2 separate regions of the Homo sapiens genome follow, and region 1 is linked to region 2. A link is a loop called in an ENCODE intact Hi-C map of the cell type or tissue named here. Cell type or tissue: HCT116. All regions are shown on one strand. Each heading gives the region's core, and the rest is flanking DNA. Links, peaks and the distances in the headings are about the cores only.

Evidence for each region. Peaks named below come from ENCODE experiments on the same cell type or tissue, not always from the same donor. Only the 100,000 strongest peaks of a DNase experiment are listed, where the experiment ranks them.
Region 1: a loop joins it to region 2, with 2.9 times the contacts of the local background. A loop is called at or near these places in 4 of 110 quality-filtered maps.

Annotation. Positions count from the first base shown.
Region 1 is chr1:58,733,406-58,749,051 of GRCh38, forward strand. All of the region lies in intron 5 of LOC112268263 (a long non-coding RNA gene), which reads left to right. LOC124904191 (a long non-coding RNA gene) reads right to left here and starts at 11,978. Exons shown (of 3, transcript XR_007066130.1): 1 at 11,895-11,978; 2 at 10,663-10,777; 3 at 10,473-10,561. In HCT116, for the core only: a CTCF peak has its summit at 6,644 (motif pointing right); a DNase peak (open chromatin) is centred at 6,626.
Region 2 is chr1:58,508,348-58,523,993 of GRCh38, forward strand. All of the region lies in intron 7 of OMA1 (OMA1 zinc metallopeptidase), which reads right to left. It also overlaps a transcript of DAB1 not described here. Among named protein-coding and RNA genes, the nearest start is that of OMA1, 31 kb to the right of the region's middle. In HCT116, for the core only: a CTCF peak has its summit at 7,639 (motif pointing right); a DNase peak (open chromatin) is centred at 7,674.

The DNA.
Region 1 (15,646 bases), core at 2,988-10,987, 220 kb after region 2:
TGAGGCAGGAGAATGTCGTGAACCCGGGAGGCAGAGCTCGCAGTGAGCCGAGATCACGCCACTGCACTCCAGACTGGGCGACAGAGTAAGACTCCGTCTCAAAAAATTAATAAATAAATAAAAAAGAGTGTCCCGCAGAACAACAGTTCCTTGGGATATTAACAGGTAAAACAAACAAGTCTGTACAATTTTGTCTCATTGGCAAAACTAGCAGCTAAAGTCCCTTAGCTGGCTTTTGAGTGAAATAAACTATGAATACTTATAATAGATTAAGAGGCAAGCATAAGGGAAAGTAAAGATAAGCAGAGAAAAGTGACAATATCTTTGGGCTGGGGAGGGCCTTGTCTGTCATATGGTTCAACCTGTTTATTCTGCTGAGTTCTGGAGTGAAGGGACTTGCCCAAGCTCTCTTCATTCCCTGTATTGGTTCCTTTCTTCTCATACTCCCTGCCAGGGTCTGCCTTCAGTGTCTCATCATGTTTCGCTTGGATTGTTATAGTAGCCTTCAAACAAATCTCCCCGCTTTTACACAGCAGCTCAGAGATAATTCAGAAAAGCAACTTCTGGATTTTACTTTGTTCCTCAAAGCCGTTCAATATCTTCATGTTGTCTCAGGTTGTGCTCCCCAAACTGTTGTATGTGACCAGGTCCCAGAGCCATAAGCTAAACATAATATCACTTTAAAATGCTAATTTTACGTGATGGCTAGTAACTAAAAACATCATTTTACATGAAAACAAATGAATATATTATAGCCAAGATGAAAAATTTGGATGGGCTGAAATATTTCAAAGAATTTTTTTTTAGTTGTAGCAGTTGGTGTCAGAACCCTTGCATATTAGTTCATACTCATATTACTATAAAGAAATGCCTGAGACAGGGTAATTTACAAGAAAAGAGGTTTAATTGGCTCACAGTTCTGCAGGCTGTACTGGAAGCATGGTGGCATCTGCTTCCGGGGAGTCCTCAGGGAGATTTTCATCATGGCAGAAGGCAAAGAGGGAGCAGGCACTTCACATGGCAAAAGCAGGAGCAAGAGAGAGGGAAGGGGGAGGTGCCACACACTTTGAAACCACCAGATCTCATGAGAATTCACTCACTGTCCTGAGGACAGTACCAAGGGGACAGTACTAAAACATTCATGAGAAATTGTCCCTATGATCAATCACCTCCCACCAGGCTCCACCTCCAACATTGGGGATCACAGCTCAACATGAGATTTGCAGAGGGAACACAGATCCAAACATATTACCTTAGCAGCACAAGTTTGCTCTTTCCGCCATAAGAGGTGTTTCAGTGGGAAAGTTTATAATTTCTTGGCCCATAGAATAAATGCCAAGTCATTAGTTCATATCCCAGTTTCTCCAAGATCTGTTCAGGCCTGCTTGCCACTCACCCTCTTCTCTTTAATAGATTCTTGGAGACTCCACTCATCAACCATCCCATACCACTTGTATTAGTTTGTTCTTGCATTGCTATAAAGAAATACCTGAGACTGGGTAATTTATAAGGAAAAGAGGGTTTAATTGGCTCATGGTTTCACAGGCTGTAAAGGAAGCATGATGCTGGCATCTGCTCAGTTTCCAGGGAGGCCTCAGGAAACTTTTAATCATGGTCGAAGGTGAAAGGGAAGCAGGGATGTCTTACATGGTCAGAGAAGGAGCAAGAGAGAGAGGGGAGAGGTGCTACACACCATTACACAACCAGATCCCATGATAACTCACTGGCTCACTACACAGTACCAAGGGAGGATGGTGCTAAACCATTCATGAGAATTTCACCCCCATGATCCAACCACCTCCAACACTGAGGATTGCTATTCAGCACGAGATTTGGGCAGGAACAGAGATCCAAACCATATCACCACTTAAAATAGTAACTACTGCCGGGCACGGTGGCTCACGCCTGTAATCCCAGCACTTTGGGAGGCCGAGTTGGGTGGATCACCTGAGGTCAGGAGTTCGAGACCAGCCTGACCAACATGGAAAAACCCCATCTCTACTAAAAATACAAAATTAGCCGTGCATGGTGGCACATGCCAGTAATCCTAGCTACTTGGGAGGCTGAGGCAGGAGAATTGCTTGAACCCAGGAGGTGGAAGTTGCAGTGAGCTGAGATCGCACTATTGCACTCCAGCCTGGGCAACAAGAGCGAAACTCCATCTCAAAAAAAGAAAATAGTAATAATAACTACTATAGTCTCCAAGGTTTAGTAAAAAATGAAAACCACTGTAGGTATCTCAAACAGGAATAAATTTTATACAGGAAATTAGAAGCTTACAAAACCATTAGAAGAACCGGCAGAACAAAGGTTAGGCGAGCCAACTGCCAGTGTTCAGGACGTCAGGAAGCGCAGCCATGGCAGGAAGCTGCTGCTAATGCTTTGGGCTGTCTGCAGCAGCTAAATGGGTTATGTTCAAGAGCGTGGCTGGAAGGTACAGCTCCAGAAAAACTTCACATCTGCCACCAGCTGAAAACCAAAATACTGGCTTTTGAGTCTCTTTTGCCTTTCAAATATTGCATGTATGGCTCTAAGCCCTGAAACTTTGTGATATGGGCTGAATGGTGTCCCCTCAAGTTCACATGTTGAAGTTCATACCCCCCAGTACCTTAGAATGTGATTGTATTTGCAGATTTACCTTAATCTTTTTAAAAAGGGGTTAAGGTAAAATGAGGTTATGTGGGTGGGCCCTACTCTAATATGACTGATGTCCTTATAAAAAGAGGAGTTTAGGACACAGATAGGCACAGAGAGAAGACCACATGAAGACATGGAGATGAGATGACCATCCACAAGTCAAGGAGAGACTTCAGAAACCACCGCTTTCAACACCTTGATCTTGGATTTTCAGCCTACAGGACTGTGAGACAATAAGTTTCTATTGTTTAAGCCACCCAGTTTGTGGCACTCTGTTATGGCAGCCCTAGCAAACTAACATATTCTGGGAATAGGGATTTTGCAAGACTTAGTTATTAGGTTTCTAAGGGCAAAAATGGTACTGAGTTGCAAGAGACAATCTGGCACAGTTGCCCTATGCTAGGCTCATGCTGAGGCCCAGTCATGGCACAAAGCACTTCACACATGTTATCTTGTTTAATTTAAGCCTCATATCATCCATCAGTAGTGGGAACCTAGGTCAGATCTAGAAGCAGATCTCTTTGTGCTCTATCTGGTTGCATATGCACTTTCTTTTTTGGTCCACTCAGGGAACATCTATTGATCTTCAAATCGACGTTAGTTCTTCTCGCTCTTCACCCAATGCCAATCTTCTCCCTCCCCACAGAGCCATTTCCTTCTTTATTTTCCCAAAACCATAGCCCATATGGATTTCTATAATAGTACCTATGCAGATTCTATGCATTTTTACATCTATGCATTTGTTTTCTCCACTAAACTCTAGGTTTCTTAAGAGCAGAGACCACATCTTGTTTGCTTTTGCACTTCCAGAGCCCAACTTTGTGTCTGATACATGGTTTTTCTTCAGGGTGTGTTGGAAGAAAGTGGGAGGAAGGATTCAAACCGGGAAAAGACCAAGGATCCTTTCACCACACTGCAGTGTCAGCATCTCATAAGAACACACCCAGTTAATCCAGAATAGATAGGAAGGAAGAATGCTTTTGCACACACACATGCATACAAATGTGAGAGACTTCTCTGGCTTGATGCTAGGCCACTTCCCTTATAGAAATTGGCCAGCAGTGTGACAATTAATTAACTTTCTAAGTAGCTGATCAAACATCTCATTTACTCAGTCAACAGAGTGTTAAGACAGAAGCGTGGTGGAACGGAGAAAAGGGACCTTAGGGAGCTGTGAAGGAGGCTTTGCAAAGCAGATGACATTTGAGCTTGATCTTAAAGAATGAGTAAGTGTGTTATGAAGGGTAGTGGGTCGTGGGTATTCTAGAAAAGGGAACAGCATGGGCCATGTCTGGAGACTTTGGCTTGTTCAGCAAAGAGCAAGTAGTTAGGGGTGTATATATGTTTGTTATGTGCGAGGGGTGGGGAAGAGGAGAGACAATAGGAAATGAAAAACCACAACAAACTTCTTTGTACACAAATATTTCTTCACATTTCAGATAGTCATAGAATGTCTTAGATCTGGGCATGGTTTATAATATCAAAAATTGGAAATGGCCAATGATAGGAGAATGGACAAGTAAACTATGGTGTATTAACTCAAAACAATATTATATAATAACATAATTACATAATTTATTAAAAGTATTAGCAAATACTTTACATAAATGCATATTAAATAAATGACTATTAAATGAATAAATATTAAAAATAATGGCAAAGATCACAATTGCTTTTGCACCAACCTAATTATATAAGATTGTAATGAAGAACTTGTCACTTTACAGAAATATTTTGTGTGAATAATCCTAAGTGAAATAGTAGGATTTGGTGTGATCATATGCACTTAAAAAATAAAATAGGCTGAGCACAGTGGCTCATGCCTGTAATCCCAGCACTTTGGGTGGCCGAAGCAGGAGGATCACGAGATCAGGAGTTTGAGACCAGCCTGGCCAACATGGTGAAACCCTGTCTCTACTAAAAACACAAAAATGAGTCGGGCGTGGGGGCGTGCCTGTAATCCCAGCTACTCGGGAGGCTGAGGCAGGAGAATTGCTTGAATCTGGGAGGTGGAGGTTGCAGTGAGCTAAGATTGCAGCACTGCACTCCAGCCTGGGTGGCAGAGCGACGAGACTCTGTCTCAAAAATAAATAAATAAAATGAATAAATAAAAAAAATAAAATCCTAAACAGAAGGAAAAAAATGGAAGGAAATATTGTGGGCAGTTGTTATCTTTAGGTGATTTTCCCCTCTCATTCCTATTGATTAATTTTTGCACCTAGTTTATTGATAATGAAGATGAATTTATTTTTTATGTATTTTTGAAAAATCCATGTCCTGTCCTAAAGATTTTTGCTGCCAATTCCTTTATGTTCTGTGGTTATGGGACACTGTTTAGCTGTGACCAGAAGAGAAAAGGCCACAGTATCACCAAACCACCAAGAAGACAAAGGCTTAAGAAAGGAAGCCAAAGACCAAGGGGCATTAGGTCCTTGTGATTCCCGTCTCAGAGTGAAAGCACAAGTCGCAGCTTCAGAGGGCTTCCCAGAGCGGAGTGGGCAAAGCCGATGCATCCACAGTGTCTAGGCTGCGAGGAAACTAAGACGGCCAAATCCCACCCACTCCACCCCACCTTGAATTCCTTCTAAAGCTTCCACAGGTTCCTAGACTCATCTTGCATGCTCTCAGCAATAAGTAGTCCTCACAGTTGAGCCAGATCCCTCCAGCCAGTTTAAAAGTTCTGCCCAAATCTACTTTTCAGATGGCCCCGGTCCGGCTATATGGACTCACCCAGAACAAAGCTAACTTTGCACGTGACAACCCCTACTATTCTGACCTCACTAGATTAGGTTTCATGAGACCAGCCCTTAGGTCTGTTTTGCTGTATCCTCAGCACTCAATATGGTGCCACGTACAGAGTAAGCACTTAGGACATGTTGTAGGATGAATGAACAAGTGAAAGAGTGAGAGAATAAATTCACTCCTGAGTCTTCTCCTCTCCTGGCCAAATATCCCCAGTTCCTTCAACAGTTCTGATGTGGCTCCTGGACCTGTCAGCACTTGTTTTAGATATTCCCCAGCATGTCCGTGTTAAATGTGGATTTCAGGAACTTACACAATAGTCCTGGTGTGGTGTGGGGTGCACGATTCACAGGAACCATAACTTCCCTTATTTAGAACAACCTATTTTAATGAGGCAACTCAAGATCTTAAGAGCCATTATCAAAGCCACTAATGGTTAAAAAATCTGGACTATATTTTTAGGGGTTGGGGCCACTGCTATCAATCCCAGCAGCATGGTGTTCCTTTTTGACCATTCAAGACTCTGCCCAATGTTGTGGCAAAGGCAAGGGTAAGGAGTCAAAAGACCTGGATATGGGCATTGGGCTGGTAGCAGTAGCTACTATGGAGTCCCAGGTTCACTCTGGGCTAAACACTGTGCTAAATGTCTCACAAATATGTTCTCAGTTAACGCTTGTTGCAAGTAGAGTACTGTTTTTATCCATTTTTTACAAATAGAGAAATTACCTAAGCTTATTTCTGGCATTTCATTGTGCAGGAATCTCCAGCTCGTCACTCAAACTCTCTGGGCTTCATTTATTTTATCTGTCAAATGGAGATAATAATAATATCTGTCTTGGATAGTCACTGGGAAGATTTATTAAAAGGTTGCAGTGAAAGTAACTGATAAAGCCTATAAACTTGCAATACATTATTATAAAGGCTCCGATTTTCCAGAGCAAAGTCTGGAGACATAGATTTCAATTTCCTCTCTGTGTCTGTGTCTGCCATTCCAGATTGCTGTCAGTTAATGTAACAAATGTTTTCTTCCTTTCTCTAATCTTGGACATTTTTTTAATAGATTAAGAGTAATTACTCCCAAATGGATACATGAAAGCCCAATTTCTGCCTAACATGCATCAAACCATTCATAAATATGCTTTTCTATTTTATTTATTATTCTTCATTAAATCTATTTCAAGTGGAAACAAACAAATCCACTCTTTCCAAGTATTAAATTAACTCAACGCCAAAGGTGTTTCCTGTAACACTCTTCCAGCAGAGGGCACTATTTCTCTATAAAGAGGGTGCCTTAGTTTTCTAAACTGTGATCCTCAGATTTTGAGGTAATTTTTGCAGAGCCTCATAAATAAATTCAGACCCAAGTATTAAGAATTATTAATGAGGACAATGCCGTTTGGGTTTACTTCATGAAAAGAATTTTCAGTTAGTGCAGAAATGCTGATTTTTGCCCTCTGCCATATACGGTCAGGTATCTCCTTATTTAGAAATCACAGAATATGAGAGTTAGGGCCTTACAGATCACTTAGCCTGCAGATCACAAAGAAACTGCCTGCAGGTGAAATTCAGCCCACATTCATATTTTGTTTGCCTTGCAGAAGTTTATTATTATTGTTATCAGACTAACATTAACCAGGAGGGTGCACACAACATATAGATTTCTTAGCATATTAAAAAAAAAATAAATCTGAAGCTTTCACAATGCTGAGCCAACATGCCTCTATGGTGACAACTGGCTGGGATTCAATAAATTTACACCCTTGTGGACAGGACATATGCACACTAGTTCCCCAACAGTGACTTCTCATCCAGGCTGCCCCATTAGTATACATCAATTACCTGGACCTAAAAGCACTTGAGTTTATGACCTGTAGATTCTGGTCCAACTTCTTCATGTTACAGATGAAGACACTGGAGGCCAGAAATAGGAAGGGCCTTGCTCAAGGTCACACCACAAGTGAGGCGCTGAGACCAGGTCTCATTCCCAGGCCTCCCAACCTACGGGGTCACGGTCCTTTCCCACCTCTGGGGTTTCTCAAAATTAAGAATTGATCCTGACTCCTGCCTGTGCCTCTGTCAGAAAGCTTCAGTCCTTTCCTCCTTTACCCTAAGAGGCCAGTGTTCCCAGGCAGGTGGGAGGGCCACAAAGAGGTCCCAGACAGTGTAAAATGCAAGGAGAGGCTTTGGTGGTGGTGGTGGTTGGGAGTGGGGGGTGGGGTCGGGGAACAGAAAGAAGGGGAGAGGGGGCCCTCTACTAGTTCTTCTAGGGCCTTTTTCTTGGCTACTCCTGCTTTCCTAGGGCTAGTTTTGCTTCTCAGATCCTGATTTCTTGGGCTGATGGACAGAACTTGGAGAGCACAGTCAGAGAGACTTACTTTCTTAAAATTTCTGGGCCAGCCGGGCGTGGTGGCTCACGCCTGTAATCCCAGCACTTTGGGAGGCTGAGGAGGGTGGATCACGAGGTCAGGAAATCGAGACCATCCTGGCTAACACGGTGAAATGAAACCCCGTCTCTACTAAAAAAATACAAAAAAAAATTAGCTGGGCGTGGTGGCGGGGGCCTGTAGTCCCAGCTACTCGGGAGGCTGAGGCAGGAGAATGGCGTGAACACAGGAGGCGGAGCTTGCAGTGAGCGGAGATCGAGCCACTGCACTCCAGCCTGGGCGACTGAGCGAGACTCTGCCTCAAAAAAAAAAAAAAAAAATTCTGGGCCTTGGTTTCCTCATCTGTAAAGTGGAAGCATTATTACTTTGTGGAGCTTGTGTAAAAATTTTCTATTCGATAAGAAAAGCATTTGTGATTCATTTGCTTATTGACTGCCTACTAGATGTAGAATGTTTGGGGGTACAGCTATGCCTGAAACATGAGGATCCTAAATAAATGGCAGCAATTATTGGGGAGAAAAAGGAGACAGGCTTCTTGTTATCCTGTGGAGACTCTGTGCCTTTGGCCCTGAGGCCTCCACATTCCAACAGCTCTCCACCTAAGCCTGTGCTGCATATCTCGGCTGCACATTAAAATATCCTGGGCAGCGTTTAAAATCCTTGGTGCCCAGGCTCCTCCTAGAACAAGTAAATCAGAATCCCCAGGGGTGGTGTCTGGTCATTAGTGCAGCACAGCTGGGAACCACTGTCATAAATCCTCTTCCTACCATGACACAGCCTAAAGCCGTTTGCTTTCCTAGGAGCCACGTTGGCCACACGCTTCCTTTGCTGCAACCCCACTCCTGCCCTTTGAGTCTGGACATATTAATGAAATTCCTCTGACCTTCTATTTCTTTTTCAGGAAAATAGGGGTGTAGGGGAGACAGTTGGTAGCCTAACCGGCATCTGTTAGCTCCTTTTTCCATCTAAGCAGAAGGCAGATTTTGGAAGCTGACCACCTCCAGGGGTGAATCTGATTGGCCCAACAGTTATTCAGTCAATCCTCTTTTGTCAGTGATTGGTTTAGGAACGAGACTGTGGACCGAACTCCGTTATATAAGATGTGAAAGGAGGCCTCTAGGAAAAGTTTTCTTGCTCTTGAAAAAGAGGAAGAAGACCATTGTGTGGTGTTTTGATTTGACATGTGGAACTGCTGCCGCCATCTTGTGACCAGCCTGAGGATGAAGGCGACACCGGGGCACAACATGTAAAGATGAATGTTGGTTAACTGGAGTTTTTATTCAATAGAAAATTGAAGTGGCAAGCACGATGAGTAGAAGAGAACTAGAATTTACTGAGTCCCTATTATGTGCCAGACCCTCTGTTAAGTTCGGTATAATATGTGCCAGCTCATGTAATTCTGACAACTGTGGTCTGGCATTAGAAAGTAATCAGTTAGACTCTATTGATTTTTTTTTTTTTTTTTTTTTGAGATGGAGACTCCCTCTGTCTCCCACGCTGGAATGCAAAGGCGCGATCTAGGGTCACTGCAACCTCCTCCTCTGGGGTTCAAGCGATTCTCCTGCCTCAGCCTCCTGAGTAGCTGGGATTACAGGTGCCTGCTGCCACGCCCAGCTAATTTTTGTATTTTTAGTAGAGATGGGGTTTCACCATGTTGGCCAGGCTGGTCTTGAATTCCTGACCTCAGGTGATACACCCGCCTTGGCCTACCAAAGTGCTGAGATTACAGGGCTAAGCCACCGTGCCCGGCCGACTCTGTTGATTTTTCTTTTAGCTCTGACACTTAGGCAAATGCTTTCATCTCTCTAAACCTCAGTTTTCTCATCTGTGAGATAGAAATGATAGAATATATGCATTATGTGGTTGTTAGAAGAATTAAATGAAATAATGCTTGTAAATAATGCATGTAAATAATCTAGTAAATAATTAGGACCCAATGAAAACCAGGTGTTACATATGTTTATCAACCTGTAAGGCAGGTTATTAGTTTTATTATTATTGTTATTGTACTTTTTACATATGAATGGAATAAGAATTACAAGACCCAAGTGGACTTGCCTAAGATCTCACAGTGTGTAAGTGGCAGAGCTGGGATTTAAACTCAAGAATTCTTTTTTTTTTTTTTTTGAGATGGAGTCTCACTCTGTCACCCAGGCTGGAGTGCAGTGGTGCGATCTCGGTTCACTGCAACCTCTGCCTCCCAGCTTCAAGCAATTCTCCTGCCTCAGCCTCCCAAGTAGCTGGAATTACAGGTGCACGCCACCACGCCCAGTTAATTTTTTGTATTTTTAATAGAGATAGGGTTTCACCATGTTGGCCAGGCTGGTCAAGAATTCTTACTACTAATCCACTGTTCATGCTTTTTCTCTCCTCTCCTGCTTGCTATATTCAGTTGAGGAAATCCCAGTATTCTCCTGCAGTAAGTAGTCCATGGAGAATTCTTCCACAAACACAAGTTTTCAAGCAAATGAAATGAAAAAGAGAAGCTGAGTCTGAGGCATGGGTGTGACCCAGAGGCTGAGAAAAGCAAGGAACCCTCTTCAGCCTGACATACTTTAGGCTTGCAAAGAATAAAGGCTCATAGGATAATAGAATCTCAAGATCCAAAGAACCCTTAGAGATCATACAAGTATAACCCAACCCCATCCATGCTGAAATTCCTCTTTGCCTACCTTTTGAGATGGGGACTTCCAACTCTCCAGAGTGGGGCAACTCTGTTGAAAAGTTCTACCATTCCTTGAGATTACATTTGCATTTGCCTCCCTTGAAGTTCCACCCATTGGTCCTAATTGTAGCCTCTAGGGAAAGAAAGAACAACGCTCATTCCTTTGCTACATGGCTGGCTGCCCTTTGGAAGCATGGTGATGAGAGCTCACTTCACCTTGAGTCTCCTTCTCACCTTCAAGCTGCTCCATCATGCAGCTTTCTCAACTGGTCCTCAAACAATACTGTTTCCAACTCCACCACCATCCTGACCCTTCTTTTACTCCACCACCATCCTGACCCTTCTTTTGCTATGGAGGGATAGAAATGGAATCAACAATTGCAGAAGGGTTTCCTAACAATCAGAGCAGTTCCCCAATAGACCAAGTGGTCAGTTTGAAACATTATTGTTTATATGTAAATTATACTTTTAAGAAGTCACAGGGGGGAAACTATTACCTAATGTGGTGGGCATCTGTTTTTGTTTGTCCAACATCCATTTCATTTCTTTTGGGATTAAGATTAAAACTCCCTTGGGTGAACAACCAAAGTCATTTGGATACAGTCTGGATGAAACAGTTAGCAAGGTGCCCTACTGTCCCCTAGCCATAGGCAGAAATATGGTCCTCACTGGGCTGGCCAGATCTTCCTTCCCTAGTTGGACAGGAATTAGGGTGGATGGTTTGAACTCATGGGTTGTCAAAAGGGCAACCGGATTAGCCTGCTCATAGTTCCTGTGGAACCCCTAGAACCACTTCTGTCCTCCTCCCGGCTTCCTAAGCTTGGCTCCCAGCTTTCCTTTTGAACTTTTGAATTCCCCCATATATTCCCAGCATGTTTCCTTTCTGGTATATATTCATCAGATGTAATTTCTGTTGCTTACAGCTAAAGACCTTTGATTTATTTGGTAATAGAATAAAGGGCAAATAACATGATGGAATTTTGATAAAGCAGACTCAAAAACATAGGAAAAAATAAATACAGAATTTACTTAATCTCTATTATATTATCTTATGTTATAAATGTATGATGAATATTTTTTATGTTAATAATATTTTTAAAAATTAACTTTTATTATAAAAGAGCATGTGCTCATTATAGAAAATTTGGAAAACATATAATAGAAAGTGATATATTACCTATATAAAATTATTACTTGACTGCCAAAAGTCTGAGTCTATGCCCAGGGCAGAATTTACGCCACTCCATACTAGCCTGGCTTTTTGGTTACCTTTTGGTCTGTTTTTATTTCACTGGGAATGTGGGCCAGTGCTTATTTTCACAGCCAAGTTAATTAATGAGAAAATCCTCAGACTTTCCATTTATCACTTCCAAACACCCACTTTTGATGAGTCAGTTGCCATTTGGACAATATAGGATAATTTTCAAATTCATTACAACAGGACAACAATACAGCCCATTTCTTACTCATGTTATCTCCAAGGGATTCTGACTTCATTAATCTTTGGACCACCACTCTCAAACAGGGAAGGGACATTAATCACAGTTCTCCAGTGGGGGAGCAACAGGACCCGGAGAGAGCAAGTGGTTTGTCATTTATAGAGAAGTGCTGGAGTAATTGGAACTATATATCCAGCTTGGAGTCTTTCTAAAAAAAAAAATTTTTTTGCTATTAGACAATCAATCAACCATGTTTATATATTTAGTAGATACCTAATATATGCTATGAGTACTTAAATGTACGCAAAATACAAACAACTGTGGGTTATAGCTCTTATCCCCTTACAGTCCAAGGAGCAAGGAAAGACAAATCTGTTAGAAAAAACATAGTAGCACAGATATGATACTGTGTTGTTCATTAAATATAAAGCAGCTGCTGTTTTGTTCTTTGAACACAGTATAAAATCTAATTCCTTGGCTTTTATATCTTTTCTCTGCTTATGCAAATACTTGTTAGTATCTGTCATACACAAGGCTCTTTAACACACATCTCCTCTTTACATGATCACAACCACCGGGTGAAGGAGGCACTCCCATTTCATCCTACAGATGAGGGTGTGGCAGTGACAAAGCAGGTATGCCCTCTCCCTTCTCTCTCCCTGGGCTTTTCCTGGCTCCTCTTGCGCATCCCCACGGCCTTATCACCACTGCGTTCATGTGTCCCACATCTCTCTCTTAGCCTGGCTCTTTCTCCCTCTGCTGAACTTGAGAGTCGTAACCAAGTAACACTAGACAACTCCACCTAGAGTTTCTGCAGGCATATGAAACTCAATATGCCTTAGACCAAAGACATCTCTTTTCCTTCTCCAAACCTATTGCTCTTGTTTTGTTTTTAGTCCTGGAAAATACTGTCATCCACTGACACTCTAGCCAGAATCCTGAGAATCAGCCTAGATGCCTCCCTCCCCAGTGGACTCTTTTTCCATTCATTCAGCTATGATTGCTACTTCCTAAGTGTACCTCGAAACCTCCCCCTTCTCTCCATGTCCACCAGAATGATCCTGGCCCAGGCTCTCACCCTTTATCTGCTGCTTGTTGCATCAGCCTGTCTCTTCTTGTCCACTATCCACCTCTCTGTAATTCATCCTCTATGCAACAGAGAAAGGGGTCTTCTATAAGAGATGCAAATATGATCATGGCAGTCACCTATGCAATGGCTCCCCAGTGCCCTGGGTACAAAGACCAAACTTTTAAGCATGACATATAAGTCCTTTAGGATTTATTTTCAGTCTGCCTCTGAACCTCTCACCTTCTTACTTTGGCCTATTTTTTTTTTTTTCTGCCTGGAACTTTTTTTCACTTTCTTCATCACCTAACGAACTCCCATTCATCTGTCAAGAGCCGGCTCAGGTGCCATCTCCTGTAGGAAGCCTTCCCTGACCTCCAAGATGGAAAAAATTTGGGAGGCAGGTGAGTGAAGGCAGGGTTTGATTCCCCTGACATCTTCTTTGTATGGTCATGCTGGTCTGGCTGTGACCGTCAACTGTCAGTCACTCTTCCTCTTATGCTGATCTTCTCGACACTACTCTTCCCTTCTAGGTTCCCATAGCCAATTCCCTCTGTAATTCTTTTGAATGTTAGCACCACTGCTGCTAGCCCTGGGTTCCTGCACAGCCCTTATGAGTCACCTGCATCCCACCCACATCCTTGTAAACACTCCCTTTGTAATAAACTTTCTTAGAATTATCCTAATATGGGTGTTCCATAGGTTTCCTATCAGGACCCTGTCTGATCCACCAATATTTTGCAACCAGAATCATATAGTCTTCTGTTAACATTTCAAAGCTACATCATCTTCATTTCTGATTGATCTTTCATTGACCTTGGTTTGTAACTCTTTAACCTAAAAGTGAGGGCAAAATAGTTTTTCTATCCCATTTGCCAAGAGAATGAAAAAGCTATTAAAATACACTACCTTTATTTCCAGGACATAGATCTTATCACAAGAATCATGGCCAGGCACAGTAGCTCACACCTGTAATCCTAGCAGTCTGAGGTAGGAGGATTACTTGAGGCCAGGAATCAGAGACCAGCCTGGGCAACATAGCAAGACACTGTGTTTACAAGAAAATTATAAAAAGAAAAAGAATCATAAAAAACTACTAACAGATCTATCTATTCATTAGACTGTGTGCACCATGAGGGCAGGAATTGGGTCTTTTTCACCATTTATTCCCAAAGCCCAGCCCTGGAATACAGTAGACACTCAGTAATAGTCAATTAATGAACAGATCACTAGTAAGCCTTTAAAATATTTGTAGAATAAATGAATGAATACCTGGATGGAGAAAGAGTTGATATCCCAAACCTGTAAGTCTTAGGAACTCTGGTTGTTAACAAGTGAGCTCCCTTTTTTATTTTGTCCCCATGCCAGGATACTGAAGTGTTATTTTGGTAGAATTGGCAATTTTCTGAAAGAAGTTGAAAATATCTTTCTTGGGTTGGGCAAAGTGGCTCACCCGTATAATCCAAACACTATGGGAGGCTGAGGGAGGAGGATCACTTGAGGCCAAGAGTGGGTTGGGCAAAGTGGCTCACCCATATAATCCAAACACTATGGGAGGCTGAGGCAGGAGGATCACTTGAGGCCAAGAGTCGGAGAACAGCCTGGGAAATAGAGTGAGCCCCGTCTCTACACAAATAAACTAGCCCCTGGCACCATAGCAGCCTGAGGGCGCCTGGGCCCAGTCCAGGAAGCTAAACAGGGTCGGGCCCAGTGGGAGCTTGGAAGGGGAGCCGCCTGGGGAGCCCAGGGGCTAGAGGCTTTTGCTGGGGGAGGTGTGAGCCACCTGTAATCCCAGCACTTTGGGAGGCAGAGGCAGGTGGATCACCTGAGGTCGGGAGTTCGAGACCAGCCTGACCAACATGGAGAAACCCCATCTCTACTAAAAATACAAAATTAGCCTGGTGTGGTGGTGCATGCCTGTAATCCCAGCTACTCGGGAGGCTGAGGCAGGAGAATCACTTGAACCCGGGAGGTGGAAGGGAGGCGGAGCTTGCAGTGACCCGAGATTGTGCCATTGCACTCTACCCTGGGCAACAAGAGCAAGACTCTGTCTCAAAAAAAAAAAAATAAATGAATAAATAAAAATAAACTAGCTGGGTATGGTGGTGGGTGCCTGTAGTCCCAGTTACTCCTGCTGAGGCAGGAATATTGCTTGAGCCCAAAAGTTGGAGGGTGCAGTGAGCTATGATCACACAACTGCACTCCAGCCTGGGCAACGGAGCAAGACCTTGTCTCTAAAAAAAAAAGAAAGAGAAAGAAAAGATGTATTCTATTCAAGGTGTCTCTGGAACACATACTTGGAGAAAGAACACTGCTGGAGTAGAACCACTAACCATGCTGTCACTCCCATCTTCTCCCTGACCCCCCTTGTCCCACCCCTTCAGATTTGACAACTCTGTAGGAAACCAATTTGCCGTTAATCACAAGGGAGTTTTATTTACTCTGCTGAAAGAATTGAAAAGCAGTCATTTTTATTAGCACCACAGCTGGTTCTTCCATCATGGAAGAAATACAATTATGCGTCTTCCTATGGCTGAATGCAGACAGCTACAACCTCATTATTCATTCTGGTAGGAAGCAGGCCTTTATAATGAGCAGAGGGAAAAATGTGCCCCAGTCTCATTTGTAAAAGGAACAAATCTTAGTTCCTCGAATGACATTGCCACTGTCACCATAAAAAAAGGCTTTTTATTTGTTTGGTTATGTAATAGGG
Region 2 (15,646 bases), core at 3,286-11,285:
GAATAGGACGCCCTAAACCCTCCTTCCCCACATGAACACACTGATTCAACGATAATATACGAATTCCCTTTGTGAGAAATCCTGAAACTAGGTGCAATGCTTCTGCACCTGCACAAGTACGAAATGAACAACATCAAACCTGGTAGAAGACTGGAGACACCCTCTTGCCATAATCTGCGAGAGCAATTATGTACCCCCAATACAGCACCATATGATCATAAGAACACCTGCAGCTCCCCACCACTCCTTGGGGAAGGAAAAACTTGGCTTGTGTATCTAACATTCCAACTTTTCTAAGAGCTGCCCTAGGAACTGGCTTCTGTCTTGCCAGCCTTGTAGCACTGATGGAATCTAAAACGCCCTAGATATCTAGGGGCCAGTGATAATGTGACAGAAGTTTGAACAAGCACACAAGCAGTTGCCATGACCACTCCCTGAAGCTCAGCATGAAATGAGTTGGAGAGAAACTCCAGAGCCCAGCTTCTCCTGGGGCAGGGCTCGGGAAAGAGGTAGATCACGTGTCCAACATTCTAACATTTCTGAGGGCTGTCCAAGGGACTGGCTTCTGTCTCATCTGTCTTGTAGCACTGATAGGACCCAGCATATGGACCAGATGGACCAGACAGGACCCTAGACACCTAGGCACCACTAAGAACAAAGACAGCACTTTGGACTAGCATGAAGGTTTGAGAGGTTCTGGGAATCTCTGCTGTGCTGACTGGTGAAGATCTTCTCCTGTACAAAGACAGTCTGTAAAGGCTAAGAGGTTGCTGTTTTTTCCTAATGTGTAGATATCAACAATAAGAGTGAAAAAAATAAACAGAGAAATATGTACCAAAGGATGAAGATAAATCTTCAGAAACTGACCCTAATGAAAGAGAAATATATTACTTATCTAACAAGAGAATTCAAAATAACCATCATAAAGACACTCAAAGAGGTCAGAACAATGTACGAACAAAGTGAGAATTTCAACAAAGACACAGAAAATGTAAAAAAGTACTAAACAGAAATTCTGAAGCACACTCCTAAACAACATACTCCTGAACAGCCTATGGGTCAAGGAAAAAAAAACCAAAAAGAAAATGATTTTGAGACAAATGAAAATGAAAACACAATATAACAAAACTGATGGGATACAGCAAAGGCAGTTCTAAGAGGATGGTTTATAATGATAAACACCTACATTAAAAAAAAAAAGAAGAAAGCAAGCAAATAAACTAACTTTATACCTGTAAGATCTACCAAAAAAGAAAAAAAAAAAAGGACTAAGCCCAAAGTTTACAGAAGGAGGGAAATAATAAAGATTAGAGCATAAATAAAGAAAACAGAGAATAAAAAAATAGAAAAAAATTAAAACTAAGAGCTTTTTGGGGAAAGATTTACAAAACTGACAAGTCGTTAGAGTAAGAAAAAAAAAGACTTAAGTGAACAAAATCAGAAACAAAAGAGGACACATTACAGCATACCATTGTAACTGATACCATACAAAGGATCATAAGAGACTACTCTGAACAATTATATGCCCACAAACTGGATAACCTAGAAGAAATGGATAAACTCCAAGAAATATACAACCCACTAAGACTGAAAAAGAAATAGGAAATATGAACAAATCTATAACTAATGAGATTGAGTCAATTATAAAAAACCTCCCAACAAAGAAAAGCCCAGAACCAGATGACCTCACTGGTGAATGCCACCAAAAACATTTAAAGAATTAATGTCAATGACTCTCAAAGTCTTCCAAAAAATTGAGGAGGAGAAAACACTTCCAAACTCATTTTATGAGGCCAGCCATTACCCTGATACCTATGCCAAAGACACTACAAAAAAAAATTACGGGCCAATATCCCTGATGAACATAAATACAAAAATTCTTAACAAAATACTAGCAAGCCAAATTCAAGATCATATTAAAAGGATCACACCTCATGACCAAGGAGGATTTCTTCCTGGTAATCAAGAATGGTTCAACACACAAAAATCAATTAATGTGATATACCACATTAACAGAATAAAAAAACACATGATCATCTCAATAGATGCAGAAAAAGCACTTGACAAAATTAAACATCCTTTCATAATAAAAACTCTCAAACACTAGAAATAGAAAAAAATTATCTCGACATAATTATAGCTATATATGAAAAGCCCACAACTAGCATCACACTTCATGGTGAAAAACAAAAATTTTTTCCTCTAAGTCTAGGAACAAGGCAAGAATGACCAATCTTGCCACTTCTCTTCAATACAGCACTGGGAGTCCTAGCCAGGGCAATGAGGCAAGAGAAAGAAATAAAAGGCATTTAAATCAGAAAGAAAGAAGTAAAATGATTTGCAGATGATATGATCTTATAAGTAGAAAACTAAAGACTCCACACACACAAAAAAAAACCCTGCTAGAACTAATAAATAAATTCAGTAAAGTTAGTATACAAAAATCAGCATACAAAAGTCAGTTATGTTCTACACACTAACAACAAACTATCCAAACAGGAAATTAAGAAACAATTCCACTTACAGGAAAATTAAAAAGAATAAAATACTTATTAAACCAAACTAAGGAGGTGAAAGCCTTCTACACTAAAAAGTATCTAAAAAAAAACTGATGAAAGAAATTAAAGACAACTCAAATAAATGGAAAGACATCCCATGTTCATGGATTGTAAGACTTAATATCGTTAAAATATCCATACCACCCAAGGTGATCTACAGATTCAATGAGATCTCTATGAAAATCCCATTGGCACTTTTCTTATAGAAACAGAAAAAACGATCCTAAAATTCACATGGAACCACAACTAACCCCAAATCGCCAAAGCAATCTTGAAAAAGAGTAAGACTAGAGGCATCATGCTTCCTGATTTCAAAATATATTACAAAGCTACAGTAATTAAAACAGTATAGTATTAGCAGAAAGATAACCGTTAAATGAATGGAACAGAAGAGAGAGCCCAAAATTAAGCCCACACAAATACAGATCTTTGATGAGGGTACCAAAAATATACAATGGGAGGCCAGGTATGGTGGTTCATATCTGTGATCCCAGCAGTTTGGGAGGCTGAGGCACATGGATTGCTTGAGACCAGGAGTCCAAGACCAACCTGGGCAACATGGTGAAACCATCTCTACAAAAAATTAGGCAGGTGTGATGGTACACACCTGTGCACCAAGAGGCTGAGGTGGGAGGATCACCTGAGCCTGGGAAGTCGAGGCTAGAGTAAGCTGTGATCACATCACTGCACTCTAGCCTGGGTAACAGAGCAAGACCCTGTCTCAAAAACGAACACACACACACACACAAACCCCACAATGAGGAAAGAGCAGTCTCTTCAACAAATGGTGCTAGAAAAACTGAATATTCACATGCAAAAGAATGAAACTGGACCCTTATCTTACGCTACACACAAAAACCAACTAAAAATGGATTAAAGATTTAAACGTAAGACCTAAAACTATAAAACTCCTAGAAGAAAATATAAGGGAAAAGTTTCATGACTTTGGTCTTGGCAATGATTTTGTGAATATGACACCAAAAGCACGGGAAACAAAAGGCAAAAATAGACAGGTGGAACTACCAAAAAGCTCTGCACAGCTAAGGAAACAGAGTGAAAGGCAATCTACAGAATGGGAAAAACCATTTGTATACCAAATAACTGATAAACAGTTAATTTCTAAAATATATAAAGAATTTCTACAACTCAATAGCAAAAAACCCAATTTAAAAAATAGGCAAAGGATCTCAATAGACATTTCTTCAAAAAAGACATTCAAAAGTAGGTAACAAGTATTAGAAAAAATGTTCAATATCACTAATCATCAGGGCAATGCAAACTGGAATCACAATGAAATATTACCTTACACCTGTTAGGTTATCTATCATTGAAAAAAAGAGACATCTAAGTGTTGGCAAGGATGTGAAGAAACTGGAACTCTTGTACACTGTCAGTGAGAACATAAAATGGTGTGGACTTTATGAAAAACAATATGAAGATTACTCAAAAAATTTTTAAAAAGTACTATCATTATGATTCAGAAATCCTACTTCTGGATATTTATCCAAGAGTTGAAATCAGGATCTCAAAGGGATTTGCACTCCACATTCATTGCAGCATTATTCACAATAGCCAAGATGTGGAAACAACCTGAATGTTCATCAGCGAATGAACAGATTAAGAAAATGTGGTATAAACATACATCAAAATATTATTTGGCCTTAAAAAAGGAAATCCTGTCATATGCAACAATACGGATAAACCTTGAGGACATTAAGCTAAGTGAAATAAGCCAGTCACAAATGGACAAATACGAGACGATTCCACTTACATGTGGTATGTATCTAAAGTAGCAAGCTTGTAGAAGTAGAGAATAGAATAGTGTTTGTCAGGGAGTGGAAGTAGGAGGAAATGAGGAGTTGCTATTCAATGGATATAAAGTCTCAGTTCTGCAAAATGAATAAGATCTAGAGATCTGATATACAGCATGTGCCTATAGTTAAGTATGTGTTGTAAAATTATAAATTTAAGAGGGTAGATCTCATGTTAAATGTACTTACTAAAAAAGAGAAAAAAAGTAACGATAGACCAAAATAAAGGCATTTTTAAAATAAATACTCAGTTTATCACAAGTCTAATTCTTTTGCTTCAAGAAAAGTATTATAGAAAACTAAGAACTTATTAAGCAACTGATATGGTTTGGCTGTGTCCCCACCCAAATCTCGTCAACAACTGTCATCCAAACTGTAATCCCCATGTGTCGAGGGAGGGACTTGGTAGGAGGTGACTGGATCATGACAGCAGTTCCCCCATGCTGTTCTCGTGATACTGAGTGAGTTCTCATGGGATCTGATGGTTTTAAAAGGCAGTTTTCCCTGCTCTTACACACTCTTCCTCTCTTCTGCTATGTAAGACATACCTGCTTCCCCTTCCACCATGATTATAAGTTTCCTGAGGCCTCCCCAGCCATGGAGAACTGTGAGTCAATTAAACCTCTTTCCTTTATAAATTACCCAGTCTTGGGTATTTCTTTACAGCACTGTGAAAATGGACTAATACAGCAACTAATTCAGTCTAACTCATTGCTTCAATAAAATTATTGAACTGAACTAAATAACTTATTAAGCAACTGTAAGTACACGAAGAAAGAATTAGACTCTAGGTAACCTTTCCTTCTTAAAAACAGAACTAATAATGGCTACCGCTGGCCAGAGAAACATAAGAAAATATGTGTCAGTGAAATACTTTGGTCCTAGAATATTTTTTGAGACTGTAAACTAAGATAATGGAGAGACTACAGGTTTTAGAATCAGAAATATCTGGGTTCAAAATACTGATTATTTTATTTATTAACAGTCACTTATATGACACCACATGCCAGGCATTGTTTTAAGTGTATTACAAATATTAACACATTATATTAACTCATTTAATCCTCATAACAACTTCATGTGGTAAGTACTGTTATGACCCTCACTTTACAGATTAGATGAAGAAACCAAGATCCATGGTGACTACATAACTTGACAAAGCTCAAACAGCTAGTAAGTGACAGAGCCATAATTTGAACACAAGTAGTCTGGTGACAGAGTTTTTGCCCCTGGGTCAATAATTTAGTCTCTAGGAGTCTCAGATGCATCTGTAAAACTAAATTAAAGCAGTGAATTGTCAAGTTAAAATGTGATAATTCTTGCAAAGCAGCCATTCCAGGACTCAGAACATAGTGGACACTATTTCTACCTTCCTTTCCCCTGGTGAGCAACTGGAGGCCTATGGTAATTGCAAAATGCTATGTTTGGTCCTAAGTGATGATGTCATGAATTTACAAGAAGGTTCTAGTACAATCCAGAGAATATAAATGTATATGAATATGCATTAAGGAACATATTGAGAAAGAATTTGCTACTATTAAATTATAAATTCAGTGGGATATGATATTCATAAAGAATACAGCAGTATAAAAATTGTTCTTATAATTTCACCATTTCCCAATGCCAAAACAATACTAGAGAAATATGTATAAATAGATCTAGACCAAGTAAAAGCCTAACTGTACCGTTACCTGTAGCCAACGTTTTCATTAGAAATGCAAAGATGAAAAGTATCTCTGAATTTTGCTGTCTGTATTCACTAGACACTCCAACAAAGCTCCTGTTAGCCATCACCCCCTTCCAAAGGTAAATCCTGACACTGAATGAATCTGAATCTTTTTTTAGGAAACCATTAACACCCTACACTTGTCCCAGTCATTGTAGCATCCTCTCCTGTATTCCACATAGACATGTGATAGGTAAAATAATCATCTGAGACAATACTACAAAGGATTGTGGCAGGGGGAGCTGGGCTCCTACAGCTAGAAAAATACACTGAGGCTGTTATAAGATGTAAAGGGACCAAAACAGATATAAAAATGATCATTATTTTAGAAGCAATACTGCAGAAAACCAAAATTGTTTCCAGCAGGCAAATATAAGATGGAAAGTTCCCTTTCAGAAATGAATGTACCTCCACTTTGGGAGAGGGAAACCTTACTGTCTATGAGAGCTTTGCCAAGTTACTTAACTCCTCCATCCCTCAGGTTTACCTATACCTCACAGGGTTGTTATGAAGATCAAAAGAATAAATACATGTAATACACTCAGGACAGTGCCCAGCACATTAAAAATGTTATTGATTATTATACACTACAATCATCATTGTCATCATCTACCAGAAACTAGTTCATTTCAGTCTCACATACCTCCACAGGTTCATCATTTTCCAATATTGCTGATGGCATCACTTCTTAAAGCTCATTTTATTTTGTAACCCACTTATTCTCTAAACAACATTTTTCCAGGAAATAATTTAAAATTGCTCTTTTCCAACTAAATGCAACATAATCTTGAGATAATTTCAGCTAAGCCATTCTCAGCATTTGCCAATCCCTCACACCAAGAGAAAACTTATCAAAAATACTTCATGTGCTCCAACATAAAAATGAAAGACATATGTTGGTCATTTAATCTTAATTTTTTGCTCAATTTTCTGCATCTTTTGATTGCCAGCAGGTCATTTCACCAATCAATATAATAAATTAAGTTTTAATAAATTTTCATGTTACTTTTTTCCCTCTATCTTAGGTAAAGTTTTATCATAAGACTCAACAGCTGAAATCATAGCAATGAAAAATCAGATGAATACACACAAGCCTGTCTCATTTTTCTGGGTGATAAAATTAAGTTCCAAATAATGTATGCATTATGAAAGTTACTTTACAACATACCTATTAAATAAGATGGTCTCCTTACTTACTGATTCTTTTCTTTCTTAAAAGAATCATTAAGCAAAGAACCTAAAACAGTAACCCAAATAAAACGCAAAGATACTTTGCTGTGATGAAAGCTCAGAATACTAACCTGAAAAATAAGAACTAAGGGTCTTCCTACTAACTAGGTATAGGTTATTAGATAAATCACTTTACATCTTTAGACTCTGGTTTTCTTATCTGTAAAATGAGAAGGTAGATTAAATTAGCTCCAATTTTCTTTCCTGCTCTAAAAGTCTATGATTCTACAAGGTACTATTTTAAATAAAGTTTAGAATTTGAAATTTTCTCATTTCTGTGATGAAAAATAGATTTTGCTTATTACCTAATGCCCTCACTAGATGGTGCTATTGGCACAGTTATCTCAGGTTACTTGAGGAAACTAGCAGGCCACGTTTCCCAAAAGGGCCACTTAACAGGCTTTGGGGATTACTCCCAGTGAGTGCTTTCCAGGCCACTATAGGATATTTATTATCCCCTTTTCCCTCACATTAAACATCAATAATTCCCCCCACTTCCCCAATAACTATGACAATCAAAAACAATCATACACCATGTCATCCTAGAAGGCTAGCCCAGTTCAGAACCACTAAAAGAATATCAGTTTTCTTTTCCAAACTTAAGAAACTGTTACGAAAAAATTAAAACTGATAGTTTAGTTGCTTGTGAAATTTTTAAAAAGTCATTTCTATAATGACTGCAAAGTGTCAAAAGCTCTTTACAGTGACAAATGAATATTCATACCCCAAAAGATCAAATACTTAACAGGACCTCTTTTGTCAGCTGAAGACTGAACAGCTTGTTATTCTATGCTTAATTTACATGTTGGTCTTACCAGTGATTATTAATTCTATATTAATCATTCTGATAATTTATATAACGACAAATGCCTTCCAAATGAAAAATTAAAAGAACTCCTATAAAAACATAAATTTGCACAATAAAATCACTCATAGCCAGTAGCAGAGGAGCAGCAGAGAACCCTAGGGAAAGTGGGCTGCCTACTTTGAAAGAGGCTTCATGAGTAACATCGTTTTTGTGAATTTTGCACGTTGAAACCTCATAAATCCAATGGGACTGCATATGACCAATAGAACCATCTCTCAGAAATAGTTCCCAGTAACCAAGCTCACAAGATTGACATAAAATCAGAATGCCAACTTCTTAATTTACAGAGATAACTACAGCTGCCCAAACCAGCAAGAGCACATGCATCTATGTCCTTGGGTCAGGACTTTCTCTCCCTTTTAGGCATGCTACAGAGGAAGCCAGGCTGTAATCAGAAGGTTGCCTAGGAAGGAGAGAATTAGGAAAAGGAGGATTATGTTGACATGATTTGAATGCTACAATGGCAAGAAGTCAAGGGAGTCTGATGCATCAAGGTCCAAAAAAAGGATACAAGCCACAAATAAGAATCAAGTCCAGGATACCCAAAATAACTCTTTGATGGAAGTACTATCATGATTCTCACTAGTCAGACTACAAAACAGATTTGAAGAGGTTAAGTGATTTGCTACAGTCATGTGGAGGAGACAAGAGCTCAAACACACATCTGGACTACTGAACCCAAAGTCCTGACCCCTATGCTAGACAAGGTGTAAAATCCTTAAAATTGCTAATAAAGAAGTTTCTGCCTATCCTTCAGTTTTATCTGTTGCCATTGGTGCTCTTGAATTCTGTTGACATTTTAACCACAACAAATTTTCAATTCCTGGAATAAGCCATTGTTTCTCTTGCCTTTGAACACACCATGCCAAACACTACACCTATCAACATCTTCATCAGGATAATTACTATTTATCTTTCAGATCTCCATTTTATCTATTTCTTTCTCAGTCTAATCCCAAGACTAAGTTTTCCTATGTAATTTGATGTAACTTGAGAGATCCCTCAAGTTACATCTCTGCTACATTCTCCCATGGAATGAATGTTTCCTGTATCTCCAATTCATAATACTTCAAACTTTGTTAAAATTATTTATTAAATTTCTGTCTCTTGAATTCTAATGTCATGAAGATATTATGTATCCCTATAATCTGGAAGTTAATTACATTCAATTAATAAATGAAAATCATCATAATGGATCAGAGAAGAGCTAGCACCTAGGTCTGTAAGATCAAACTGTCTTCTGATTGTATTAATGTTAAATGTCAATCCAAAGTAGGGGATTGGTCAGGTGAGAAAGGGAAAAGTCTGGAGGAAAATTCTGGTCAATGTCTTCTTAAAGCCTTATCTTAAGAAAGTGAGTATCAGGCCGGGCACAGTGGCTCACACCTGTAATCCCAGCACTTTAGGAGGCCAAAGTGGGTGGGTCACCTGAGGTTGGGAGTTCGAGACCAGCCTGCCCAACATGGAGAAACCCCGTCTCAACTAAAAATACAAAATTAGCTAGGCATGGTGGCACATGCCTGTAATCCCAGCTACTCAGGAGGCTGAGGCAGGAGAATCGCTTGAACACAGGAGGTGGTGGTTGCTGTGAGCTGAGATCGCGCCATTGCACTCCAGCCTGGGCAACAAAAGTGAAATTCTGTCAGAAAGAAAAGAGGAGAGGGGAGAGGGGAGAGGGGAGAGGGGAGAGGGGAGAGGGGAGAGGGGAGAGGGGAGAGGGGAGAGGAGAGAGGAGAGGAGAAGAGAAGAGAAGAGAAGAGAAGAGAAGAGAAGAGAAGAGAAGAGAAGAGAAGAGAAGAGAAGAGAAGAGAAGGGAAGGGAAGAGAAGAGAAGGGAAGAAAAGAAAAGAAAAAAGAAAAGAGAATATCATCATAGCTTACTGGATCTGTTTCTTACTTGTGGCAGGGTGGAGAATGGAATGGAGGGGAGTAGGACTGGAGTCAATGAAAGCTATCATGAGCCTGCTACAGAAGTTTAGGTAAAAGATGCTAGTACTGGAGATGGGAACATACTGAGATATATTTTATAGATAGAACTGCCAGGACTTGGTGAAAAAATTAAGAGTAAATGATAAAGAACGAATATCTTTATCTATAAACCCTGGAGGACTCCAGGGTTTTTTTTCCAAAAGCAACTGAATAGAGGGTAGTATATTCATTGGGAAAAGGGAGACCAGAAGAAAAACACATGTAGGGAGAAATTAAGAATTTAATATTGAACATACTGGGTTTGAGATAATGTATCTGTGAAATAAAGAAGAGGAGATAGCAGACAGTCCTTTTAAGATAAATGATTAAAAGACACGAGCTCTAAGAATTTTAATTATATTAAGTGTATGAGATAGGTCCAATACTGTTCCTATCCTACAGATGAGAAAAGTTGAGGCACAAAAAGGATAAATAACTTGATCATAATCACACAGCTAGTACTCTCTCTGGGAAAGCAGATTCTCAAACTTGGCAGTATGGTTCCAGAGTTCATGCATTATCTCTACACTTATTGCTCGCTTCTTTGGCAATTGATTGATTACCCCACACTGCAGAGACCCCAGAAAGGTTTAGTATTTGACTTCCAAGAAAGAAAGGTTGAGGTATAAGGGTCATAACAGAGAATTTTTAAAAGTCTCCACAATGAATGGGAAAACCCTACTCCCTTTTCCACTGCCAATCCTCAAACACTGACAAACCAGTTTACTTGTTTTTTATTTTTGTGGGCACTTGGTAGGTTATATATTTAGGGGTTACATGAGATATTTTGATAGAGGCATGAAATGTATAGTAATCACATCAGGGTAAATGGGGTACATCCAACAGCCAGTTTTTACAGGATTCATCTGCAGACACGTGAATGACCACAGAGGAAAGGCCAATATATATTCTATGGGAAGCTTCCCCAAAGAAAGAGCTAGATCGCTGTCCTACAATCTTACAGTAGAGCTCATCATCCCAGCCTATGCAAACTCACCTCAGGCTCTGAATGAGTGAAGAGATCTGCTATGCTCTAAGTGACCACTTAGCACAGAGAATACCTCTGATGGAAAAAAAAAATATATCATTCAGAGCCAACAGAACTGTTTATATGAAACATCCAGCATTCAATCAAAAATAAGCAACGATGCCAACAAACAAGACCAAAGCCAAAAACAGACAACAGAAACGGACCCAGCTATAATACAGAGATTAGAGTTAAGAAACATGAATTTTTAAAAAAATATATGATTAACATATTCAAGAAAATATAAACAAAGAAACATATGACAAAATGGAGAATTTCACCAGAGAAGTGAAATTTATAAAAGAGCATCAAAGGGATATTCTGGAATGAAAAGACAAAGTAACTGAAATTTAAAACTCAAATACGAATTTAATGTAGAACAAATACAGCTAAAAATAAGATTAATGAACTTCAAGATAGGTAGTGGAAAACACATTCTGATACATGGACAGTCAGAGGTTAAGTGATTAGCCTATTGCATGTTCTCACTCATAAGGGGGAGCTAAACATTGACTACACATGGACACAAAGATGGGAACAACAGACACTGGCAACTACCAGAGGGAAGGGGGAAGGAGGGGAGCAAGGGTTGAAAAACCACCTTTTGGGTACCATGCTCACTACCTCGGGGAGAGGATCATTTGTACACCAAATCTTAGCAACGTGCAATTTACCCACGTAACAGACCTGCACGTGTACCCTGGAACCTAAACGTTGAAAAAAATAAAAAATAAAAGAGCAAGCCACAGAATGAAAGAAAACACTTGCAAGACACATATCTGACAAAGAACTTGCACCTAGCACTTATGTGAAAAACTCCTACAACTCAAGAATAAGAACACAAACTTCCTTGCCCAATTTGAAAATGGGAAAAATATCTGAGAAGATAATTCACAAAGGAATATAAATGAAGTGCCAATAGACACATAAAAATGTTCCACATTATATAAATAATTACAAATAAGAAATGCAAATTAAACAAATAGACTAACTTTTCCCCAAAAAAGGGCAAAGATAAAAACAACAGCAATGTTCTGTTTACAAGGGCTACACACACAAGAACACAGGAGGTTTGAAAATCAGAATATTAAAGATTTACCATGCAAGCACTAACTGAAAGAAAGCTGAAATAACAATACTAAAAGGAAAAAGTGGACATTAGGCAAGAAGTATTACTAGAGACAGTGATTTTATTGCAAGAAAAGGACCAATCCACTAGGAAAATCTAACAATCTAACAAGTATGTATATTAAAGATACTTTTAAGATGTACACGGCAAAAATTAATAGCCCTAAAAGGAAAAAAGAAAAATCTACAACCATAATGAAATATTACCAAACCTCTCTTGATAACTACAAAAAAAAGGAAAAAAAATCAGCAAGAATATAGAAGATCTGAAACAACAAAATTGACACACTTGGCAAAACTGACATCCACAGAACACCACCCGCAATGGCAGGATCCACTTTCAAGTGCACGTCATTTTGACAAAATTGATCACATCCTGAGCCACAAAGCAAGACCCAACCCTTTTCAAAGGATTCCAGTCATTCAGTATATTATCCAATCAGAGTGTAACTAAGCTAGAAATCGAAAACAAAAGGTAACTTTAAAATCATCAAATGTTCAAAAACTAAGCAATATACTTCTAAATAACCCATGGGTCAAAGAAGAAACCACAGCGAAAACAAGAATACATTTTAAACTGAAGAAAAAATAACATATCAACCCTTGCAACATGACAAGTAAAGATGCTCTCAGAGGAAAATGTACGGCCTTAAATGTATGTACTAGAAAAAAAAAAGAGTTTAAAATAAATGATAGTAGTATTCATCTTAAGTTAGGGAAAGAACCACATATGAAACCCAAAAAATGAATGCAGAATAAAATAATGAAAAAAAATGGTAACTGACATAACAGAAAACAATTATATAATAGAGACAATAAGCAAACCCAAAAGATGGTTTTGAAAAGATTGATGAAAGTGATAAAATCTAGCAAAAAAAAGACAAGACAAAGAGCACCAATATTAACAAAGGGGACATTTAAAAGATACATGTAAAATAACAGGTATCCTTCAGACATTAAAATATAATAAGAGTATATTAAAACAACTTCATGCCAATGATTTTGAAAATTAAACAAAAATTCCTAGAAAAACTACAAAAACTGAAACAAGAAATAGAAAAATCTGAATAGTTCTATATCTATTAAAGAGACTGAATCCATAATTAAAGACAAACTCATGAAGAAATCTTCAGGCCCATATGGCTTTACCCAGGAATTCTCCAAACGTTTAAAAAATAAATATAGCTAATCTTACAAAAACTCTTCTGGAGAAGAGAAAATGAAGAACACTTCCCTGATCAATTTTATGAGGCCAGCATAACTTTGATTCCAAAACCTGACAGGACATTACAAGAAAAGAAAATTCTAGGCGACTATCTCCTTTGAACATAGGATAAACATTCTAAACTAAGCATTAAACCAATTCTAGCAATATATTAAGGGATAATTGACAAAATTAGGTATATTTCCCCAAAAATGCAACTTAACTTTAAAAAAAATTAATGTAATTTGCCCAATAACAGATTAAAGGAGAAAAATCATATAATCATCTCAATACAGGCAGAAAATGCAGGGGGAAGGAGAACATCAGGAAGAATAGCTAATGGATGCTGGGCTTAATACCTAGGTGATGAGTTGATCTGTGCAGCAAACCACTGTGACACATATTTATTAATGTAACAAACCTGCACATCTGCACATGTACCCTGGAACTTTAAAGTTGAAGAAAAAGTGCAGAAAATGCATTTGATAAAATTTAATATATATACATAATTTTTTTAAATCTTAGGATATTAGAAATGGAAGAGAAACTCTTTCATTTGATAAAAAAGTATCTATAAAAAGCTTACAACAAACATCATAATGGTGAAATACTGAATGCTTTCTTGCCCCTAAGATCAGGGAGATACAAAGTTGCCCATCACCAACTTTGTACTAAAGTTTTTGGCTATTGCAATAAAGCAAAAATTAAAAAGTACAGTTGACCCTTGAACAACATGGAGGTTAAGGGCACTGACCCCTCTGTGCAGTCAAAAATCCACATGTAACATTTGACTCCCCCAAAACCTAACTACTAATAGCCTACTGTTGACCTTGCCAGTAACACAGTAAATTAACATGTTTTGTATGTTATATGTATTATATACTGTATTCTTACAATAAAATAAGCTAGAGAAAGGAAAATGTTATTAAGAAAACCATAAGGAAGAGAAAATATATTTACTATTCATTAAGTGGAAGTGGATCATCATAAATGTCTCCATCCTTATCTTCACACTGAGTAGACTGAGAAGGAAGAGGAGAGTTGGTCTTGCAGTTCCAGGGGTGGCAGAGGTAGAACGGGAGACAGGAAAGGCAGGCATAATCAGTGTAACTTAATGGAGATACTTTGTAATTTCTGTTGTAAAATAAGTCAAAAGTAGTCTTGAATAATCAGAATCCTTCTGCTAGATTGTCTAATGTCAATTTGTTTTCTGGCACTACTATGTCTTTTCTACCTGGCACCATTTTGGAAGCACTCATCTCCATCAAGTCATCCACGGTTAATTCCCCTGATAAGGTGTTTCTATTAGCTCTTGAATTTCTCTAAGATCTGTATATTGAAACCCTTCACTCCCCACCTTTTTTGCCATATCCATAATCTTTTCATCATTTCCTTGACTGGCTCTGTGTGGTCACGCACAACATCTGGATAGTTTGCTTCATCAACAATTTATTATTTCAGGCTTGGTGGCTTTCATGGCTTTTTCTATAACAATGATGGAATCTTCAGTGGTGTAAACCTTACAGACTTTCATAATGTTCTATCGGGGTTCTCTTCAATAGCAGTAACAACCTTTCCCTAAAGTACCCTGTTGTACTGAGCCTTAAAGGTCCTTATGGCCCTCTGATCTGAGACTCAACTAGGAATGTTGTGTTTGGGGGCAAGTAGACCATTTGGACGCCTTCAGTGTTGAACTCATGGGGTTCCAGGTGACCAGAGGAATTGAGAATGTAAAAAGAACTGGCAGTCCTGGCCGGGCGCAGTGGCTCACACCTGTAATCCCAGCACTTTGGGAGGCCAAGGAGGGCGGATCACGAGGTCAGGAGATCGAGACCATCCTGGCTAACACGGTGAAACCCCATCTCTACTAAAAACACAAAAAATTAGCCGGGCATGGTGGTGGGTGCCTGTAATTCCAGCTACTCGGGAGGCTGAGGCAGGAGAATGGTGTGAAGCTGGGAGGCAGAGCTTGCAGTGAGCCGAGATCACACCACTGCACTCCAGCCTGGGTGACAGAGCGAGACTCCATCTCAAAAAAAGAAAAAAAGAACTGGCAGCCTTTACTGGCAAGATAATTCTTAACTTTAGGAACAAAGCATGGATGGAACCAATCCAGAAAAAGCGTTC